2 separate regions of the Mus musculus genome follow, and region 2 is linked to region 1. The links are chromatin contacts, found by Hi-C or POLR2A ChIA-PET in ENCODE. All regions are on one chromosome and are shown on one strand. The core of a region is the stretch at or near the end of the contact, and the rest is flanking DNA. Distances in the headings are between cores, read along the strand shown.

The links. A loop is a pair of places that touch in the nucleus more often than their neighbours do. ChIA-PET counts read pairs that join two places held with the same protein, here RNA polymerase II (POLR2A).
Region 2: a map of left cerebral cortex shows a loop between it and region 1 (5-fold over the local background). The contact joins the promoter of B3glct here to the promoter of Hsph1 in region 1. A Hi-C loop is called at or near these places in 13 of 37 maps with a recorded cell type or tissue (CH12.LX, T-helper 1 cell, T-helper 17 cell and 6 more). POLR2A ChIA-PET finds 5 or more read pairs at or near these places in 3 of 5 experiments (Patski and embryonic stem cell).

What each region holds. Positions count from the first base shown.
Region 1 is chr5:149,635,015-149,637,648 of GRCm38, reverse strand. It overlaps Hsph1 (heat shock 105kDa/110kDa protein 1), which reads left to right and starts at 1,334. Exons shown (of 18, transcript NM_013559.2): 1 at 1,334-1,679. The coding sequence starts at 1,573.
Region 2 is chr5:149,676,882-149,679,515 of GRCm38, reverse strand. B3glct (beta-3-glucosyltransferase) reads right to left here and starts at 1,286. Exons shown (of 15, transcript NM_001081204.2): 1 at 1,137-1,286. The coding sequence starts at 1,179.

The DNA of each region.
Region 1 (2,634 bases), core at 85-2,584:
CGATCAATCACCACGAATAAAACTTACTCTGCAATTTGTATAGAAAGCTCCCATTTAAGCAACCCCACTTGTCCTACGGGAAGAGGCATACTTCAGGAGTTAGTTTTTAACCCTGGGCCCCAACTCTTCATTCAATTACACACTTATTTAGCAGCGCACGTTTTAATTGTGCATATTTCCATATTCTAGAGGGTACACACGGGGTTTTCAGGCAAACTTTGACGTTTTTTTTAACGGTACATAAGAATTGAAAGCAGGAGCCAGCAGCATCCACCTCTGCTTTCTCTTCATGGAACCTAAGCTTACTTTCCAAGGAAAGAAAATGAAAGGTTAGATTAAACAAGGAATAAACCATACACCCATTTATTAAACCATATTATTAGCCATTACATTAAATCATAACCTTATGGTTAGGAGTGGCAGGGTTAAACAAAGTCGGCTTAAACTAGTATCCAAAATATGCAAAACCCTGTCGGCAAAACACCAGCAGCTTCCCAAATTGCATAGCAATCAAAAGTTTTCATTTAAGAAGAAGAAGAAGAAGAAGAAGAAGAAGAAGAAGAAGAAGAAGAAGAAGAAGAAGAAGAAGAAGAAGAAGAAGAAGAAGAAGAAAACCCTTCTGTGTTTTATTCTGCAACAATCTTGCCAGCGGACAAATGTCTACAAAATATAAACCGCGTTTGCGGCTTATCCTGACGCCCCTAAATCGCAATCCATTAGCTGTTGAAAAAACAAGCAAGAACGGAACACAGAACAAAGCATACACCAGAGAAAGAGCGCGAATCGGCAGCAGCCAGCTGGGCCTCTTTTTACTGAGCCCTTAAGACAAAGCAGGATCGTGGCACGCACCACGGGCTGGACTACATATCCTAGCATGCAAAGCACCGAGGCCTCACCACTGGACTGCGTTTCCCAGCATGCAAGGCGCTAGGGTCTCCCGGCCAGACTACGCTTCCCGACATGCTCTCTGCCAACAGCAAGTTCGTGACCGGAGAGGCCTGGGGTCCCGGAGTAGTGTGTTCTTTCTCCGTCCTTTCAATAGTTTTTCGGCGTCGGGAGCCGGACACTGCCACCGGAGTCACCACTTAAGCGACAGAAGTTCCCGACCGGTTATTCACTGGAGTCAACTGGAACGAAAACTGCCCCTCAGGCTGGGGAGGGCGGGATGGAGGCCGGGCAAGCTCGGTCAGTTTTAGCCAATGGCGCCCGAGCAGCTGCCCTGTCACCATGGCAACTCAGGCCGCCCGCGGAGGGACCAGCAGTCCATTGGGTAGAATCTTTCTCGAAGGCTCGAGAAGAAGGAAGCGGAAGTGGCACGTGGAGGCGCCGGTGAGTAAAATGCTGCAGATTCTGGAAAGTTCTCCTCAGTAGGCTACATAAGGCTGAGCGATTGGGACCTCCCCTTTTGGATTGGTAGCTGAGCGGCGGCGGCTGCGTGAGAGAGGCGGGCGGCGGAGAGCGGTGGCAGAGACTGAGCGCAGTCTTGCAGGGTAAGCCGGAGGCATCTTCCCGACTGGTCGGGAGCAGGACGAGCACGCAGCGGACCCGAGGCGGAGGCGGACCGGGCCAGCCATGTCGGTGGTTGGGCTAGACGTAGGCTCACAGAGCTGCTACATTGCGGTGGCGCGGGCCGGGGGCATCGAGACCATCGCCAACGAGTTCAGCGACCGCTGCACCCCGTAAGTAGGAGCCTGGGTGGCCGGGGAGGGCTGGAGCTCGCTGCTTCCCGAGGGAGATGGTGGGTCCGGGGATTCCGGGAACCGTGACACCCCGCGACCACCTGGTCCCGCTGGCCTTCCAGGCTCGCCCCCGACTCCCCACTCAGCTTCTTCAAGCTGGCACCGGCTCCCACCTCAGCTAGGATCTCGGCAGAGCCTGGGCAACAGAGCCTTTTCCTCCGCATGGTGAATCTCCAAATGACCTAGAAGGTTCCAGAGCCTGTGCGCCGCTGCTTGCCTAGGGAGCGAGCGGACTGTTGTTAGCGACCACAGAAACACGCTATGGTGGAGGAATCCTCCGTCTCTGCGTCTCATCTACTCCTGATTTGTTAATATTGCCCTAGTGCCCCAATCGCCTTTTGGAAGCGTCCTTTTTAAAGCTCATTGTGAAAAACGTCCGTGAGAGTTTCCAGACCCAGAGTTCGTTTATTTTAACACCATTTAGAGTAAGCAGTACAAATTTAACATTGTTGTTGCTTAACACACTGCTGTGCAAAAAATTCAGTGGGGAAGATGGATTTTTTTGCTTCGGAATTAAATATTCTGCAGCAACGTGGGTGGGTAAACGGAAGCATGGTAAAAAGCAACTTTTTGAGGGGGTTAGTTTCTGAAGGTTACATATTAGAGGCAGTTAGACCTGCGTGTGCCTTCACCGACAACAGCTGTATGCTTTTTAAGGCAATCATTATAGGGCTTTTTCCCCCCATGTGCAAAGTCCAAGATAATAAATGTTAAACATCGAACCCAAAGGTAAAATCATTCCGACCTTATTAGAGGAACATTTATGAGTGAATAGGAGGAAGAAAGCCTTGCTAGGAACTTACTTTCTAAGCATGGGCTCCCTCTCTCACAAAGCCATGGTGCTCTGTGATTCGGCAATTAGTAGGAAGGCTGCCAGTCCTTCTTGCCCCCATCC
Region 2 (2,634 bases), core at 37-2,536, 42 kb before region 1:
TGGTACACAAAGAGAGGAGGTCTCTGGGAAATTGCAGGAGCTGAGGGTACAGGGTGGGGGTGACGCAAGGGATACGGGGAGGGGGGCGCGCCTTGGGGCGTGCTAATGGCTGTATCAGGGTTCTGTAAAGCTGGGTAGGGTCTCAAGGAACACACGATGGGATGCATGGAGTATTTAAGGCAAAACGGTGTGTGCTTGACTGGGGCGATGGGCGGGGGTGGGGGTGGGGTGTAGATAGTGGGACACCGGTCATGCACAGCAGGAGATCCAGGGTACATACGGAGGAGTGGGAAAAGGGGTGCCCATGGCCGAGTGCAGGTTGTCCACAACAGGAGGTACAGGGTGCACAGGGCGGAACACGGGGGATGCACAAGGTAGAGAGCGGGGTGCACACAGTGGGATGCGGGGTATGCACGGTGAGGTGGGATACGGTATTCAAGGTCGGGAGGGGTGAAACTTGGGATATGCACCTCCAGGCACTGGGAATGCACATGGAGGATCGAGGGGTGTGCACAAGGTGGGGCGCGGGGATGCACATCTAGGGGTATGGGATGCACAACTATGGGACCCATGAGTGCACAGCTGTGGGACACAGGGGCACACGGTAGAGAGCAGGGGGTGTACGGCCGGGCACGGAGTAAGCACAAGCAGAGGGTGCACACGGTGGGGCGCACGGAGTGTACACAGTGGGGCGCAGAGTGCACACGGCGGGCCGTGGCATGAATGCCGTGGGGCGTAGGATAGCTACGGTGGAGTGCGGAGTGCACACCGCGGAGCGCGGCAAGCATTCGGCGGGGCGCTGGGGGCGCACAGGGCGGGGTGCTCATAGTGGGGCGCGAGGTGTGCACCGCAGGGCGCACGGGCGGCGCGCAGGGGCGGGAAAGGCGCGGCCTCTTGTAAAGTTTCTAGCAGTTGCGCGGCTCTGGCTCCCGACCCGGCCGCGCCCTCCCCACCAGCCCGCGTGCCCCGGCGGAAGGAGGCGGAGATGGAGAGGGCGCGGGCCGAGGGTGGCGCCACTAGAGGGCGCTGCGGCCGGGACGGGGCGGGACGGGGCGGGCGGCAGCCGGAACCGCGCGGGGGTGGCCAGCAGCCCCGGGACTCCCTCCCCGCGCCCGCCCGGGCCGCTCGCTACTTACCCGCGGAGCAGCTGAACAGCGCCAGCAGCGCGGGAGGCCGCATCCCGGAGGCAGAGGCTCCGCGCCCTTCCCGGAGCCGAGCTGCGCGGACGCCCTGCGCGCCTGACCCTTCTCGCGCTCCCCTCCTCCTTCCCGGCGCCGCGCCGGCTCGGGCTGCGCCCTCTGGCGGCCGGGATCGGGAGCGCCCCGGTGTACGCTCGCAACCGGCGCGGTTGTAGGTGGTCCTGCTGCCCAGCTGGACCGCGCCCTCCTCTGGGCATCTGACCTCAGAGCTTCTTTTCTGACCCTCTGACAAACTCTGCCGTCATGCCCTTCGCTTCCCAGAACTTCTTTCCCCATCCCTAGCAGTAGATCACCCTTACTGTCCTCAAAGTGAAGGAAGAAGGATCGTTTTTTTCTTCCCTGCTAATGGACTATCTTCAGTTTTTATAAAAAGCAAAATCGATAATTCAACTCTTAATATTGTTGGCACCGATGTTCTACTTTGATGAAGGTGTTTTTAATCAGCTCAACTAATTTACTTAATATCCTCTTCTTAAATGGAATTTGATTAATAGCTTTGGCCCGGAGTTTTGCTCTTAATAGATGTTGGTGTAAAGCTAAATTTTTATTAATGTTATTTTGAGTGTTCACTGTGATGGAAGAGAGAGGGTATTCAAGATACTTGATGAAAATGAATCAATTAAGAACACAGAGAAGAGTGAGGTGGAAAAGTCACATAAGCAGAGTTCCTTCCAGCACAGAATCCTGAAGGGTCTCCCTCCCACCCTGGAAGAGTTCCACCTGAGGACCTTACAGTTACATTGTAGTGAACCAAAGAGGGAAACAATTACAGGGAAGAATTAGAGGGACCCTTCCCAGAAACACAGTTTCTCCTGCATCTCCAAGGATGTAAAAAAGACTGACTGAGCAACCCTGGCTTGTGTTTAGATGATGCGAGGCTAGAGGGCAGCTAGAGTTGCCTTTCAGCCACTGTGGTCACAGGACAAATGACTCACCGAACATCTCCCCCAACCACAGGTAGTAAAACTCTAGGGCAAGCCTGCTCATAAAGACTTTGGCAGTCATATTTCTTAGTTTCTGTGTGTTTCTTGTTGACTGGTGCCAGTCTCTTGACTGATGAAGACCAGCGCTACAGTTTTTCCAAATTCTTGGTTGGCTGCTTTAACTCCTTGGGCTTTCTTGGGAAGTTCTAAAGCTGATAGACAGTTTCCCATTGCTAAAGTTTTCTAGCATTCTCCTAGGAAATATTCCTTCCCTTTGTTAGACACCGTACCTATAAACAAGATGTAAATAGAGAGAAAAATCTAGTAGCCAAGTAACACAACTGAGGACCCTACTTTGGTAGCAAACAACTTTGAGGGCTTAGTGGATCAGACTTTTCATTGAAATTATCCTGGAAGGATGGAGAGGTGACTCAGTGATTAAGACCATGTACTACTCTCCTGGAGGGCCTGAGTTCCATTCCTACATCCACATTTGTTGGCTTATGACTGCC